Regions from separate parts of the Homo sapiens genome. Here region 1 is linked to region 2. A link is an interaction called in ENCODE POLR2A ChIA-PET data of the cell type or tissue named here. Cell type or tissue: K562. All regions are shown on one strand. Each heading gives the region's core, and the rest is flanking DNA. Links, peaks and the distances in the headings are about the cores only.

Region 1 (8,318 bases), core at 14-8,013, 210 kb before region 2:
GCCCTGCCGAGTGAGGTGGGGCAGCCCTCAGGCTCCCACCTGAGGCCTCTGGCAGGAGGCTGATAATACAGGCCTGTGGGGGAGCTGCCAGGTGTGGTGCTGCAGCTCCAGGCCTCAGCCCTTCCTCCTTCCACCTTCCATGAAACAAGCGGGTGACGGCATCTGCACCCCCGTAGGCTGCTCCTGTGTCCACGAGAACACGATAATTCCATTGAATCCTGCCCACACCCCAAAACGTGCTCCCACACCACGAGGGCCTCTCCTCTCGCCATGGGTCCTCTGCGAACCCAGAGATGAGGCCAATCCCAGCAGGGCCCAGGCACAGAGAGGCCGTCCTTGAACCGAATCTGAGTGAGCCCTGTGCCCCGCACCACTCTCCCCGTCGCCTGCACAGTTGCTGTGTTAGAGCGGCACTGCTTCAGTGTTTTTCCATGAAAGTGACACAGCTTGATACAGCGATGGCACAGGCCAGACATGCTGCGGGGGCCAGAAAGACAGCCCCTCCTGGAACCTTGCTGCTGTCAAATAATGCATCGCGAGTGCCAGTGAGTTTTGAAACACAGCGTCACTCGGCTCTGCAGCTCTGCGCGTGAGCAAAAGGCGTCATGGCTCCAAGCCTCAGCGTTGTCTCCTGCGTGGTGCTGCTGGGGTCAGGGCGGCTCTCTCACAGGAAGCGCCTGCGATGGCAGCTCTACTGTACTCAACGGCATCTCAGTCCCCAGGATTTGCCTGCATGATACTGCGCTGTTCTTCCAGGAAAGGTCCACGTAAGGCCAGCAGTCACCGGGGGGGACACAGGCTCTGGGGATGGGCTCCCTAAACAGTGTCTGCCATGGCAACCAGCAGAGCTGACCACAGCATTAACCAAGGTGGGCTGGGGCCCAGGAAGCATCCCATGCGGTATGGACTCTGGCGACCCGGGGGGACAGTAATGCCTCAGGTGCAGTCCCTCCCCCACGGACAAAGTGTCCCCACAGCTACGGTTAGGGCTGGCGCACTCCAGCCGAGAGTGCTCACGGCACCCAGACACATCCGGGAGCCCCACTGCCCCCACCAGCTGCCCCCTAGACAGGGCGGGGCTGGGCTCTGCTCTAGGGGGATCTTCTGGACCACCTCAGCTGCCCCTCCAGAGCTGCCAAACTGTCCCCAGCTAGGACTGTGACAGGCACTTCTCAGGCTCGATGCAGCTAAGGTCAGCTGTCCGTAAACCTTCAGCACAGGAGAGAGGAGAGGGTCCCAGTCTGGTACACTCTGGTTGGTGAAGTACATTTTAAGAGGCAATGCATACTTCAGGCAAAAAAACAAACCCCAAACTGTCCAAATTCAGACTGCAGCCATGCAGCCTGGGGAAAGGGTTGGACTCTGTGACAGCTGGCCCGGGTGCAATCCTGGCCCCGGCACGGGCGAGCTGGGGGACCTTGGGCATTTCTCTTGGCCTCAACTTCCTTCACTCCCAAAGTAGACAACGTGAAATGACCCAGGTACAGAATCCAGCGTGTGGCTCAGGGAGAACAAATGTCCTCGTCCTTGTCCGCCTTCTGATGTGCAAATCCCTGAAGGAAACCTCGAGCCCTTGTGGCAGGGGTTGGTCCCAGGCTGGAGGCAGGCTGCGGGGACGCCACCACCCATCTTTTTACTCCCAGGCTGGAAGCAGGCTGCAGGGACGCCACCGCCCATCTTTTTACTCCCAGGCTGGAGGCAGGCTGCGGGGACGCCATCGCCCATCTTTTTACTCCCAGGCTAGAGGTAGGGAGGAGGGACGCCACCACCCATCTTTTGTATCTACTGGCTGTTGAACATGTAAAGGTGTCACTCAGCCAAAAAATGAGAGAAATGCATTTTTAAAGACCTTTCTGTGCATGCCAGGCTTACAGTGGGTAAATGGTGGATAGCAGTTACTGGCAGGAGCCAGAAAATGTTTAAAAGTTAATAGATTTTCTCCACCAGGTCAAAGAGTAAGCACATTTTTAACAAAAATGGTCAGTAACCTTCCCAAAGGACACAGCCATCACCCTCTCCATGAACGGTGCTGCTGCCCAAGCCCAGCCTGATGCCTGTGGAAGTGTGGCTTTGACCTGCAGCTCCTGGCCCTGGCTCCAGGTCAGTGGCTGCTGGGGCTGGTTTCCGACCAGGCTGGCATCTATCTGAAGGAATTCCTTCCTTCCTGGGGGTGTTCTCCGTCGGCGACATGTTACGTGGGCTTCCACAGGCTGCTGTGTGTCTTCCGATTTTGTTTAGAGCGTCTTTTGCAATGCAGAAATGCTGAACCTTTATGCAGCCAAATCCGATGGTTTTTTTAACAGCTTCCGGTTCCCATCTTCCTGAAAAGGCTGGTCTAGGCTGAGGCTTTCTTGGTATGCCGTATTGCAGGGGAAGGGGCTGCGTCTCCCCTGGGCCCCCTTAGCATTCAGCCCAGGGCCCCAAGGGCTCTCAGCTATCACAAATGTCCCCTGCTCTTAAAAGCTCCGCGACCCGGGGCAGGTCTGGAACACGAAGCCCTGCCCTGGCAACTGTTTTCCCTCCAAGGCCTTGGGGCTGGTGTCTGTGGGTGTCTGTCAGCTCCACAGCTCAGCCCAGGGTCACCGTCTCAGCCGGATCAGAACCCAGGACCCCTCCTGGCCTCTGCCGCAGCCCTCCGTGAAATTCTGCTACCAAGTTCTCGAAGGAAAAGCTACAGGTGAGGAGGGGTTTCTCAGCAGCTGAGCCACACACTCGGGGTGTTGTGGGGTCACACATGCCAGGTCCCCAGCATAGATCGGGGCTGGAAGGGGGTGCTAAGGACCTACCGGGCAGTTCTAAGAGACACAGGTGTTGTTAGGAAGGGGGTCCTTTTGTGCCCCCCATCTCTGGGGTTCTTGTTTCATAACTCTTTGGAGAATCTCTATTCCATTAAAAAAATGTTTTCTTTCTTTTCTGAGACAGGGTCTTGCTCTGTTGCCCGTGCTGGAGTGCAGTGATGTGATCACGGCCTACTGCAGCCTCAACCTCCTGGGCTCAAGCGATCTTCCTGCCTCAGCCTCCTAAAGTGCTGGCATTACAGACATGAGCCAGTGCAGCAGCCTATTCCACCTTAACGCAAGGATGTGGCCTGCAGAGGAGGGAGCAGTGGAAGCTGACAGGCATCCACTGGTTTCTGAATGACCCAACCTGCTGTGTATCACCCAAGGTGGGTAAACAAGGCGGCCTGTTCTGGAAGGGTCACTTCACGCTTTGGTCACCATGGCCCTAAACTACAAGTTTTACAGACCCTGGCCACCTGCTGACTTCATTTCTTTTCAGTTATAAATTCAATATGGGTTCCTTTTTTTTTTTTTTTTTTGAGATGGAGTCTTGCTCTGTCACCCAAGCTGGAGTGCAGTGGTGCGATCTCGGCTCTCTGCAACCTCCACCTTCCAGGTTCAAGCGACTCTCCTGCCTCAGCCTGCCAAGTAGCTGGGACTACAGGCGCATGACACCATGCCTGGCCAATTTTTTGTATTTTTAGGATACACCAGGTTTCACTGTATTAGCCAGGATGGTCTTGATCTCCTGACCTTGTAATCCACCCGTCTCAGCCTCCCAAAGTGCTGGGATTACAGGTGTGAGCCACTGCACCTGGCCCAATCTGGGTTTCTTTGAGCTTGACAGGAGCCCATCCTTCCTGCCTTCTCTCCTCATCCCAGGGCAGGTGTGTCTAGCAGGTTCCTAGAGGAGCTGGCCTGAGGGGCGGGGCTGCCCCCCAGCAGCAGGCTGTGAGGTGCTGGGCCTTCCCAGAGACAGGCAGATGTGGACCTGGGTCCCCATAGCAGCTTCATTACTGAAGGTGACCCATAACCTCATGAACCGACGCTAGGGAGAAGGGGTGACAGCAGCTCTCTCCGTATCCACGGCCTCCCTGCACAACACTCATGGCCTGAGTCTCCCCACAGCTATGGTTAGGGCTGGCGCACTCCAGCCAAGAGTGCTCATGGCACCCACAGACACATCCGGGAGCCCTACTGCCCCCACCGGCTGCCCCCTAGACAGGGTGGGGGCTGGGCTCTGCTCTAGGGCAGATGGCTGGGACAGGGCTGGAAGGTTCCTGGCATGACAAGGTGTTTTATAACAGGCTATTTTTTCCCTGTGGCTTCCTGGAACATGAGAGACAGCCCTGTCCAAGTGTGAGAACCAAAGCGCTTTCCAAGGCCAACGATGACCCACTCACCATTGCCACCCCAGCCCCTCGGGAAGGCGAGAGCAACTTGTGGAAAACCAAGCAGGGCGCTGGCATCACTCCCACGAGTCAGGAGGGAGTGCTCTGAGTGCCCGCAATGGTGTCTCCGCCACTCTGTGCATCCAAGGCTCTCACAACCCAGAGCTTCACCGCTCTGGTTTACGGGCTGGGAACCGTCAGGCACGGTAAATGTAACATCCATGACCTCCCCAGCCCAGCAAGACAGGTGCTGCCATCCCTGTGTTACAGAGGAGCTGAGCAAGCAGCAAAGTCATCAAGTCATCTGCCCAAGGTCACGGGAGCTCGGGGTCTGGGGCCTGAATTGCCAGGATGTTCAAACTCCCAGGGACACAACGGCCAGGGAATTAAGAGCAAATAATACAAAAGGGAATTTTGAAAACAAATACTTACCTGGCATTTGTTCCTTGCTTCAAAGTCACTGCTTCCTGATCTTTTCTCTTGGTTTAATTTTTGATAAGTCTCTCGGAGCAGGTAGCAAACCAGCCACTTGTATGCTGCCAGGGCGACTTCGGAATGACAAACAGAAGGAGAAAAAGTAACAATAGAGAACACAGCATTTGTCACAACTCACCCCCAGGGACAAGGCACTGCCAGCATCCTGCAGGTACCAGGTTGTCTTCATTGACAACCAAGTGTATGGGGTGGGTCTGATTTTATAGGTAGGGAAACTGAAGCACAGGGAGGGCACCTGCCCAGGGCCCCCCTGGCTGGAGGCACTTCCTGGCTCAGCCCAGGGCTGTCCTGAGTTCTACACTGTTCCAGCAGCCTGGAGGCCACAGGAACACGGTGCCGCCGCTAGAGTGGGCCCCCGAGTGGGACGGCTGCACGTTCTCGCACGCACCAGGCTCGGTCTGTGTGAAGCGTGGTGCTGCCTCCACAGCATCAGCCAGGACTGCATGGGCAGCAGGACAACTGGCCGGCGGTGGCGCCCAGTGGCGAGAGGAAGGGGTGCTTCCGTTCGCCTCCCCCTGCCTGGCCCTTGGACCTCACCGCATGCTGGAGCTGTGGAACTGGGGACTGACATGGTGGGGGAGGGGGGAACCTAAGGCCTCACCCCCTGCGTGGCCCCTTCCACAAAGCTCAAAAGGGCAGGAGGGAGCAGATGTTGCAGACAGGGAGGCCCCGGGGTGGGGTGTCAGGCAGGACAGCTGGAGACCCCCCTTCGTCCTCCCCTTCCCCTGGCAGTGGTGCCCACATCTGCGGGGCCCCCCACAGCACAGCCAGAGCTGGCCTCCCACAGTACTCCGTATGGACCAGGCATGGTCCTGAGACCCCACCAGGCTGTACTGCTACTACCCCACTGATGAGGACACGGGCCCAGGGACCCAGGTACATGGCGAGCATGTGAGGGAGGGGTGCAGACCACCCACATGTGGAGGCCACGCTCACACCCACCCCCTGCCCAGGCACAGAGGGCCTGGCGCCCAGACACGAGGCACCTCCAGGCTGCAGGGGCCTTCTGCCTGGCAGCCGGTCTTGCTCAGAGATCCCAGGCAGGAGAATGGGGATCAGCCACACTGAGTCTGAGCCCAAAGGCTGAACTCAGTGGGGCTTGGGATTTCCTTCTATGTCACACAGCCCAGGTCACTGGGAAGAAAATACCCAACGTTGCTGGGCGCAGTGGCTCACACCTGTAATCCCAGCACTTTGGGAGGCAGAGGCGGGCGGATCACGAGGTCAGGAGATCGAGACCATCCTGGCTAACACGGTGAAACCCCGTCTCTACTAAAAATACAAAAAATTAGCCGGGCGCAGTGGCAGGCGCCTGTAGTCCCAGCTACTCGGGAGGCTGAGGCAGGAGAATGGCGTGAACCCGGGAGGCGGAGTTGCAGTGAGCCGAGATCGCGCCACTGCACTCCAGCCTGGGCGACAGAGCGAGACTCCGTCTCAAAAAAAAAAAAAAAAGAAAAGAAAATACCCAACGTTGCAGTTCCTGCCACAGCACACCCGACTGCTTTCGGCTGTTACATCTGTTCACCCTCACGGCATAACTGAGAAGCCCGTCACAAACCAGAGCAGGCCGTTTCCCAGGCTCACACGTCAGGCGGCTTGCCGGAGGTCTCAGCTCCCCAGAGGGAGTGGGATGGAAAGACGGGTGCTGCTGACCCCGCAGGCAGGGCACAGGCAGGGTTGGGCGGAGGCTTCCTCCATGCAGGCATCTTCAGGGAGCCAAGGCTCCCCTCGCCAAGTCCTGCCAGGCATGGGGCGCTGAATGGTGGCCCCAACTGACCCCCACAGCTGTGAATGTGACCTTTGTTGGGAAGAGGGTCTTTGAAGATGTCATGAAGTTGAGGTATTCAGGTGAGGTCATCAGGGACTCCTGGACTAGGATGGATTCTAAATCCAATGACACGTGTCCTTACAAGATGCAGAGACAGCAAAGTCACAGAGGAGGCAAAGGCTGGCATGATGCACCCACAGCCAAGAACTCCTGGAGCTGCCAGGAGCCTGGGCGGGAAAAGCCCCCCCACCACGAGAGGGAGGCGGGTAGCCCTGCCCCATCCTGACTTGGGGTTTCTGCCTCTGCACCAAGAGAGTCACTGTCTGCTGTCTTCAGTGCCCAGGCCGTGGCTCTCTGCTGCTGGCAGGCTGCCCAGGGGTCATCCTTGAGCCTCACATGCTACCCTTCAGGACTTTACTGGAAAACTCAGGTCCATTTTGCAACCAATGCTGAGGGGAGGCCCTTGTGACCACCGCCTGTTCCTAAAGGCTCTGCAACATCCCAAGCTCTCCCCAGCAGGGCAGATGGTCACGAACAGCAAGGAAAGGTAGACGCCGTACAGTTGTGCTTCCCACGACTTATTTACACAGCAACAAAACCAAGGAAACGGTCCGGCCAGAAACCACTTGTGCAAATTCCTTCTGACCACACCAGAGGCCCCCGTGTCCCACCACGCATCAGCCATGGCTGGGCTTCCCTCCCAGCCTGTCCTGGCCATTCCCAAACACTGCCCCAGGAGGTGTCCCTCTGCGGTGGACACTTCACGGCAGTTACCCGAGTTTTCCAATCTGTCTCTGCAACCAGAATTAATCCATGAGGCTTCACGTCGATGGCCAGTTAGACTGTGCTGTGGGCTTCAAGTGAGAGGGACGCTTGAGAAATGAGTTATGTTTGCACTGTGTTTTTTCCTTACACTCTACTTTTGGTTCTTGGTTTTTCGTGAAAAAATAAATCATGTCAGTCTGATGTGTTCATGTGCAGGGGAGAAGATCCCCAAAAAGCACATGAAAGCAAACAATGAAAGGTGGGTGTTGTGTGTGTCATTTTCAGAGTTAATGTGGAAGTGAAAAAGTATCGCTGAAACAAACTAGGCAGGAAAACGGGCACTGACGGGCAGTGAATTCTCTTGCTCGGAATGCGGCTGCTGGCGGCCTGAGGACACACCCAGCGTCAACAACCTCTGTCCTCAAGACTCTCCCAGAATCCTGGGTCACCACGGCCTTTCCATGTGCCTCACACCAGAAGGACTCTCGAAGGTGCCCCCAGCCGCCCTGTGCACCCAATGACTGCCCCTCGATCTGCCCCCTCCCCAGCTGGGGCTCTGTCCTTGACCCCATGGTGAGCTCTTCGCATGCACTGCCTGCCTTTCGGGTCTCGGTTTCCTCTCCCGTCTCTGGGTCCAGTCCCCTCTGCGTCAGCATCAGAGCACTCCTAACTCGGATTCTGACCCAGGCAAGCCCTGGAAAGCAAGGCCTGGACAGCGGCCCCAACTCCTCAGCCAGATCACAGGCCCGGGTCTGACCATGCCCGCCGCTCTGGTGCTCCTGAATGGCCGGTGCTCCCCAAAAGCACAACGCACGGACCCTCTGAGACACCCTCAGGTGCCAGTTTTGTGGGAGACATTCCCTGACCCACCAAGGCAGACCTCACCTGCATCTGTTGTTTCCAAGGAAGTGTTCAGGACTGTGGCCCCCCACACGCAGCAGCCCCCCACCGAGGGCACCATGGCCTGGCCCCTGCCAGGTGGCATGGGGTGACCGCATTCCCTCCCCACTGTCTCGCAGAAGGAAAACAGGCTCAGAGAGATTAAAGCCTAGCTCAAGGTCACAGCGGGGGGCAGTGCTGACCCAATAGCCTGTGCTCCCACCCTCTGGGAGCACTGTC
Region 2 (8,318 bases), core at 139-8,138:
ACCCTTCTCTCAAGGGTCCAGCCATAGGGTGGGTAGGAACAGGGTCAGACCCACTTTTATCCCCAGCACCCGCTCTGCAGCAAGTGCTGGGGATGCCGGCATGCACACACCATGTCCAGCTGGGGAGCAGGCTTCCAACGACTGACAGGCTCCTCCGGCTGCCATGCTGACCCTACCCCAACCTCATGAGCCCCAAGGTGGGCCGCTCTTTTGAGCGGTGAGTCTGTGCTCTTTTGATGACACAAAGTGGCTTCTCTCCTAGAAACTTGTCCTGCAGGGCACCCCCCATGGGACCACACACCCGGCCCCAGGGGCTGTGCTCTTGCAGACTTGGCTCTGGCCACACCTGCTGGTTCACTGGCCCCACCTTGACTGCACAGGTGTGGCTGGGTCCTCTCCCCGTGGCCTATTGCCCGCTGGGCTGGCTGGACAGTGTCTGGGGATTTGGTGTGATGGGGACGACTTGGATGCCTCTTTTACCCCTGGGAACGATTAACCCTGTCTTGTGATTTGCCCCTGATGAACCATTTGGTGGGTTGGGCCCTCGTGGGTGAGACGCTGTGGATTAGAGGCTGTCCCTTCCAACTTAACTGTGGAAGAGAGAAGCTGGTTCCAGGAAAGATGACCAAATTCTTCTCCCCGAGTCTTAAAAAGTGACACAAGCTAGCACTCAATTTCCTCAAATCTAAAATGCCGTTGATTTTAAACTGTCTGTTTTAGGTACCACTGGGAAGGAAAAGCCCAGAATGAGGGCTGTGCTAGGAGACACCCTCAACAGGTGGGCCACTCACGGCTGAACGCTCAGCGTCCACGAGAACTAAGCCTGCCACAGCAGGGGACAACAAGGAGGCACGGTGTCCCCACCCCAGCTCTCAGGGAGGAGGAGGAAAACCCTCCCTGGGACTGTGCACTGCCAGCTGGGGCTCGGGAAAGCATGGAGTCTGAATTCGCCCTCAGACCTGGGCTGGAAAGCTCAGACAGGGAAGTCAAAGACTGTGGCCCCGGAGGCTGGCCGGGGCAGTCAGAGTTGCTTCTGGAAGGACCCAGCTGAGTCCAGGCAGAGAGAGGGCAAGGTTGAGCACCAGGCGCCCCAGATCCCGGGGGGTATTGAAATGGGCATCTTTGAGCAGATGACCTGCAGGAAGCAGCACCTGCTGGGTGCCAGCAATGAGTTGGGGCCACAGTGAGTACTGTCTCCATTACCCCAGCCTCTGGGCGAAGGGGCTTGTCCTAAGTCTCAGGGCTGGCTGAGTGGCAGCTGGCTCTGGGGACTGCTACTGGTGCACTGGTATAGCTGGCAAAGGAACCCATGAGGCACATGGCTCCTAAAGGTCCAGCCACCCAGCAAAGCCCCCTCCCCGCATCCACACAGGGGACAAGGGTCAAAAGGTGGGGACATGCCTTCACTTTCCTCACCTGACAGGCCCTGGTCTGCTGGGATCAGCGCTGCAGCCAGAACCCGCATTCACCCGCGACGCAGCCTGTGCAGGGGACCAGGGGTTTTAGGCAGGATCAGCAGGGAATCTGCATACCAGCTCCACAGTGCACTCAGGTGGCAGATGGGGAAACTGAGGCCCAAGGAGGGGCGGGGAGCCCCTTGGACGGGGCGGGGCACTCCGCCCGGGGCAGGCAGGGGCCTTTATCTGCTGTCCTGCCCCTCCTCCTCCCCCAGCGGCATCCTCTCTCTAGCTTCTGGCGCTGCCCACTGTAACCCGACTCCGGCATTTGCGTTTGGGGCGCCCTCCCTGCGCCGGGGGCGGGAGCCCAGCGAGCGCAGAGCCCCGGCCCCGCGCGGCCCGAGTGCCACATCACTGCGCTGGCCGTCCAAGGTCCGCCGCCCCACCATGCCGCCCCCGCTGCCGCTGCTGCTCCTTACAGTCCTGGTCGTCGCCGCTGCCCGGCCGGGGTGCGAGTTTGAGCGGAACCCCGCCGGTAAGGCCGTCCCCTGCCCCCACCCTCCACCCTCCACCCTGCAACCTCTGGGGAGTGTGATCCGTCGCTTCCCAGGGGCCCGGGAGCTTTCTTCCAGTAGGTCACGCGCCTATGGTCCTGGCGAGAACGTCTCCAAAGTGGGCAGCATGTGGCCTGGGACTGGTAGTGTGACCTCTCCCCTGGACGGGGACACCAGGGAGGCTCTCTACGGCATCCAGGCCGGGACCCCAGGCAGCAGAGGGTCACCACGCCTGGGCCGGGGGGTGAGATCTTTTTCCTGTCGGACACAGCAGCAGGGGCGCCCTGCAGGTGGGTTCGAGGGAGCAGGTGCCAGGACTTTGCAGGGTGAGAGGCCATCTAAGGTCCCCGGGTCTTTCCAGGAACGGGACAGTCTCTCTGGGCTGTGGCAAACTCTTGACCCCTCCCTCCCAGCTGGGGCTGTGATGTGGACAGCAAGTCTCCGGAAGTGGCCCTAAGGGCTGGGAGGGGGCGTGGGCCCCCTGGAGGGATCTGGGGCCCGGAGAGGGAATGGACGCAGGGATCCTCTGGGAGGTCTGCCCGCACGACCTCACCCAAGGGGTGTGCAGCGGGGGTGGGGAGCAGGAAGGTAGAGGCTGGGGGCTGGATCCTGGGCTCCCGTCTGGCCTCACGGCCTCTCCAGGTGTGGGGGTGCATCTAGCCAACCGTGCTCAGGACTCTCATCAGAAGCAGACATCTGGGCTCCTGCGGGAGTGGGGCCGTGTGTGGGTTCAAGGGTGCAGGGTGTCAGGTTCTGAATCGCTTGTTCTCTGGGGTTTGTGGATACCTGAGAACTGCCTGAGCCCTGCGAGTGGATGTGCCAGGACCACAATACCCCACCCCAGTGCGCTGTGTCGACACTTTTCCTTTCCGTCCTGTTGATGCCTGGATTTTCCTCCCACCTCTGCTCCTCGCCTTACCTCTGGGCTCTTTTCTACCCGCTGCGTGTGTGCTCATGCAGGTGTGCAGGTGGGGTGCTGCTGGAGCTTGTGCCGTGTTGTGGGTGGGCCTCCCCTTGGCCCCTGAGAGCCCAGACAGTATCTAGAATCATAGGCTTGTTGGAGACCACAGCCCCCTCCTCCAGGAAGCTCTCCTGACCTGCCCTTTCCCAGGAAGAAATGCAGCCTCCTCCTCTGCACGCAGGCAGCACAGACCACCCTGTCCTCACCCAGCAGGATGCATGGGCTGGTCTCTGTCCCTGGCAGGTGCTGAGCACAGCCGTGGCATCGGCAAGTGTTTCTGGGAGAAATCACTCATCCCCCAGTCCAGTCTCCCCTCTTATGGACGAGTGTGGAAGTCAAGGACGTTTCCAGCCCACAGGCAGAAGTGGGCAGAGCCGGTCACCTGCAGTGCAGGTCCCCCACCCCGGGCTGCCATGTCCCTGTCTCGCCATCTGGGTCTTGCTGAGAGCAAGCCTGGTGCTCTCTCCTCTCTGCCTCACCCTTCCCTGGTGGAAGATTCCCTGTCCTCACTGGAGCCTGGGGACGGAGGTAATTTTCATGTCCTAGGGTCTGGGATTCAGATTCTGACTCCTCAACTCTGCTGTGTGACCTGGGCAGATGGCCTGACCTCTCTGACCTCATTCAGGTCTCATCCCTGACCCAGGCACAGCCACTGGTCAGTTGAGGAGGGGGAGGACTGACGGGCTGTCACTCCCCTGTTGAAGAAATGCTGCCACCTCGTGGTTAAGAGGCTTAGAACTATTTCAAAAGCCGCTTTCAGACCAGTGCTGTCCAACAGAAACACAAAGCCATCCACGCACAGAATTTTATATTTTCTAGTAGCCACACTAATGAGGTAACAGAAACAGGCGAAACTGATTTTAATAACAAATTCTTTTTTTTTTTTTTTGAGATGGAGTCTCACTCTGTCGCCCAGGCTGGAGTGCAGTTGCGCAATCTCAGCTCACTGCGAGCTCCACCTCCCGGGTTCACGCCATTCTCCTGGCTCAGCCTCCCGAGTAGCTGGGACTACAGGCATCTGCCACCGCGCCCAACTAATTTTTTGTAGTTTTAGTAGAGACAGGGTTTCACCGTGTTGGCCAGGATGGTCTTGATCTCCTGACCCCGTGATCCACCCGCCTTGGCCTCCCAAAGTGCTGGGATTACAGGCGTGAGCCACCACGCCTGGCCTGTAACAGATTCTATTTAACCCAATATGTCCAAAATATTCCAGCATTTTGGCATTCATATAAAAATTATTAATGAAACACACTGTTTTTAGTACTAAGTCTGAAATTTGGTATGCATTTCACACATCGCACACATTGGTTTGATCTTGCCACATGTGAAGGGCTCAGTGGCCACGTGTGGCTCGTGGCTGCTGTACTGGAGACCATGGCTTGAGAGCCTTCTAGGGGCATAGGCTTTCACCCCACTGTGCGTTTGCAAGTCTGCAGGGGGATCCGGGGATGTCTGTGTCCCACGGTGGTTGGGGTGGGGAAGCAATGGTGAATAGCCTAACCAGCCACAGTCGTCCTGGCTTTGCTCTGTGGCTGCCAGGGCAGGTGCGGCCTGGGAGAGGCAGAGGGTGGGCTTTGGGTCAGCAGGCCCACCCCCGTGTGGTAAGGGGCAAAACCAGAGGCCTACGGAGGCCAAGGCAGCTGGCAAAGGCCCAGCCACATCATGGGACTAGCTGTGTGGTCTTGGGGCAGTTGCAGCCCCCGAGGGCTCCTCCCAGACCATCCTGACTCTCTTGTGGCCACAGCAGCACCCACTGGGGCTTGCTGATTGTTGGGGGAAGAATTGTGTTTTCCAGAAAAGACATACTGATGATGTAATCCCTGGCACCTGTGAATGGGAGCGTACTTGGAAACAAGGTCTTTGTGGATGAAATCTGATTCAGATGAGGCCTCACGGGATTAGGGCAGGCCCTAAGCCAATAACTGGTATCCCTAGAAGAAGAGGGAGATTTGGGCAGAGACAGACACAGGGACAAAGTTCACACATGACAACAGAGGCAGGGACTGGAGTGCTCTGGCCACGAGCCAAGGAGCACCTGGGGCCACCAGGAGCCGGGAGGGGCGGGAGAGTTCTTCCCTTAGAGCCTTGACAGGGAGTGCGGCCCTGCAGACCTGCAGACTTCCAGCCTTCCAGCCTCCAGGGCTCTGAACTGTTGTTGCTTTTTTTTTTCAAGATAGAGTCTCTCTGTCACCCAGGCTGGAGTGCAGTGGTGTGATCTTGGCTCACTGCAACCTCCACCTCCCAGGTTCAAGTGATTCTCCCACCTCAGCCTCCCGAGTAGCTGGGACTACAGGTGTGTGCCACCATGCCCGGCTAATTTTTGTATTTTTAGTAGAGACGGGGTTTCACCATGTTGGCCAGGCTGGTCTTGAACTCCTGACCTCGTGATTCACCCGCCTAGGCCTCCCAAAGTGCTGGGATTACAGGTGTGGGCCACTGCACCCGGCTGTTGTTGATTTAACCTAAGCATGGTGGGCGCTTTGCTAGGGCAGCCCTGGCAAACAAACCCACCCCTCTCTGTGCCTTGCACATGGCGGCCAGTGGAAGTGGGGGTGACCCAGCCAGCAGACACTCTTCCTGCCCCTTGGGAAACCCCGATGGGGCTGCATGGCTTATTGTGGGGTCACAGGGGATAGTCCTGCTCCTGCCCACGATATGCCCCAAGACTCTGTGTGTTGAGCATTCACTGGGCACCTCACCCTCCTGTTGTATTAATCTTGATGGATCCTCCAACAGCCCTATGAGGTAGACGTGATCCTTATCCCAATCTACACATGAGGAAACTGAGGCACGGGCAGTGGTTCATCCTGGAGTCTTAGTGCCCTCATCTGTGAACAAGGGAGACTGGAAGCCACAGGAAGCCAGGAAGGATCGCCTGTCCAGTCCCTGTGTGATGGTCCAGTCACTTGTGTGGGCGCTTGGTGGCTTTGGAGGAGCAGGTGCAGGGATGGACACCTCACCTTGTAGCTCCCTGAGGCCAGCAGAGTTCCCAGGGTCAAGTCAAAGTTAGTTCTTCCAGTCGCTCATGTCTGCTGAGTGAATAAACAAAGTTCCAGGTTCACCCAAGCTCGCCAGCTCAGGGCCAGGCCACGCTCAGTGCCAGCCGGGCACCGTCAGAGCCTTGTGATGGGTACCCAGGGAGTGGAGCAGGGGTGCTGGGCTGAGATCACCTTGACCCTTGAGCTGACTGTGCTGTAGCATCTGCCTCGGTCCAAGCTCAGTGCAGGATGAGACCACGGGTCAGCTGAGTGCAAACCCTGCTGCCAGAGTGGCCCCACTGGTGGCCAGCTTTGCACACCGGTGCTCGCTCAGGGCCCTGCACAGGATGGGTGCTCACACAGGGCCCTGTGTGGATGCCAGCCTTTTATCTGCTCTTCCCAACATCACCCAGTTGTCTTTAGCCACACTGACAGGGGGGTGAGGGCACAGTATTTCAAGCAGAATCCCGGACCAGCTTTTTTTTCATTCCTTTTTTCCTAAAGTTCAAGCTGTCATGCCTCCTTTATGCTGCAGATTGGTGGAGTCTGGGGACGCTCTGTCTGGACCATGAAGGCCTGGGAGTCACGTGAGGGTGCCAGGGAGGGTGTCTGGACAGTCTCACGCCCACAGGCCCGTGACAGTCATCCAGGGGGACTCAAGCTCCTCTGTGCTCATCCCAGCGCGCGTTGTGGGCGTCCGCGGGCATGGACGGGCAGGTGGGCACACTGCAGCACCCCTCTTGGGTTAGGGCCGCCCCACTCCCAGGTGCTTTAGGAAAACAGTGCCCTTGCCTGCTGCTCTCCCACACTCAGCACAGCAGGGCTCCTGCAGCTTGTCTCCGGGTTGTTCTGAAACCATCGCAGGAATGATGCACACTGTGGCTGATGGAGCCTCTTCCCCCCGGAAGATCGTGTGCTGGGCTCGGACCATAGGTCGTCTCATCTCACAGTATTCCTACAAAATGATTATAATGAACCCATGTGAAATGGGGGAAATGGAGACACAAAAGAGCCACTTGCCCGGGGCCCCCGGCTGTGATGTGGCGGTTGGCACCTGGGCCCGGTGGTCTGGGGCTGGGCATCTTCCCTGCCTTCCACAGCCCTTGTGGTTCATAGTCCATGTTCCCTGCCAGCTTGGACAGGGAGGGAGAGTGAGCCCAAGGGCAGCCGTGTCTTCCCCAGGGCCGCCCGCACACGCCTGTTCCACGCCCGGAGAGCGCTGTGTGGACCTCTTTTGTCATCTGTGATGAGGATGGAAACGGGAGCTCTCCTAGGAGTGCCTGGTGGAGGACTAGTGCCCTAAACGTCCCCATCCCACAAGAGCTCTGTGAGCTGAATGGTGTAGGGATCCAGGACTGTGGTTGCCCAGTCCCCAGTGGGGAAACCCAGTCCCAGGAAGTTCCCGAGGGTGGGAGCTGCCTGGCCACAGAGCAGCCCAGGTCTCTCTGACCTTTGGAGAGTTGCCATATGCTCAGCCAAGTTTTCACAGCCCCCAGATCCTAGGGTGAGCTCCGAAAAGCGGCCTGCACTCTCCTGGCCTCAAGGTTCTGTCCCAGGTTTTGGCTGGAGGTGAAGTCACAGCCAGGCAGGCAGGCCTTTTCCTCTGCTCCAGCCTGCTTGCCCCCTTCTCCCTGGCCCCCTGCACCCACTCCACACGTCCTGCCTGTGGGTCACGTCCCCTTCTCCGGGTTCCTGCTGCTCCCACTGCCCAGCCTGCCCCCTCTCTGGCCAGGTGGGCTCCGGCATGGGCCCGTCCCAGCACTAGCCGGGTTTTAAATCTGATGCCGGGTTCCCCGCCTTGGATGCGTTCTCGCTGCCTGATGCACACAGAGCCTTGGGTCCCACTTCATACAGGGCCCTTAGCAGCCAGCATTGCTTAGGGTTGGCTGTGTTTGGCCTTCTCAGAGGCCTTACTGTTGGGTTCACATGTCTGGGTTCAGAAAGGGCCCTCGAAACCCCACGATTGTGAGGATGGTTTTGTGTGTTGATCCTTTGTTCTTGGAAGAGGGCCCCTGATTCAGGAAATGGGGAGAGGCCACACCCTGGTGGTGTCCTTGGGGGCACGGAGCCTGCGTGGCTGACTCTGGGAGGGGCCTGGGTCTGGGTGCAGCAGTGCCTGCTGGTGAGGGCTCCGGGGGCTGACAGTTAAAACTTTTGGAATCTTCTGAGGACTCAGCGGCTTACGGTGGGAAGCTTGAGATTGGCCACAGTAGAGGTACTTGTGCCCCAGCACTCACAGATGCCACCTCAGGGCTCTTCTGTCCTGGACATCAGGCTTGTGGGCACCATGGCCCAGCCCCGGGCTTCGAGCCAGATGGATGCCACTGACGCCTGCTGCTGCCTGTCTGTCCTTAGGCAGGTCATGTGACCTCTCAGACGCAGCTTTCATGCCTGGGAAATGGGGGTGACTGTGGTGTCTGCCTCAGGG

What was found. Peaks named below come from ENCODE experiments on the same cell type or tissue, not always from the same donor. Only the 100,000 strongest peaks of a DNase experiment are listed, where the experiment ranks them.
Region 1: POLR2A ChIA-PET joins it to region 2 with 6 read pairs; 2 of 35 experiments call an interaction of 5 or more read pairs at or near these places.

What each region holds. Positions count from the first base shown.
Region 1 is chr4:8,376,889-8,385,206 of GRCh38, forward strand. It overlaps ACOX3 (acyl-CoA oxidase 3, pristanoyl), which reads right to left. Exons shown (of 18, transcript NM_003501.3): 14 at 4,604-4,719. Among named protein-coding and RNA genes, the nearest start is that of ACOX3, 60 kb to the right of the region's middle. RefSeq lists enhancers at 4,594-5,193, 5,194-5,792. In K562, for the core only: no CTCF peak of the experiment used is centred there; no DNase peak of the experiment used is centred there; H3K27me3 peaks cover 3,350 bases.
Region 2 is chr4:8,590,990-8,599,307 of GRCh38, forward strand. CPZ (carboxypeptidase Z) reads left to right here and starts at 1,776. Exons shown (of 11, transcript NM_001014447.3): 1 at 1,776-1,932. The coding sequence starts at 1,845. RefSeq lists an enhancer at 2,779-3,453. In K562, for the core only: a CTCF peak has its summit at 3,621 (motif pointing left); DNase peaks (open chromatin) are centred at 1,702 and 3,592; H3K4me3 peaks cover 1,068 bases; H3K27me3 peaks cover 1,522 bases.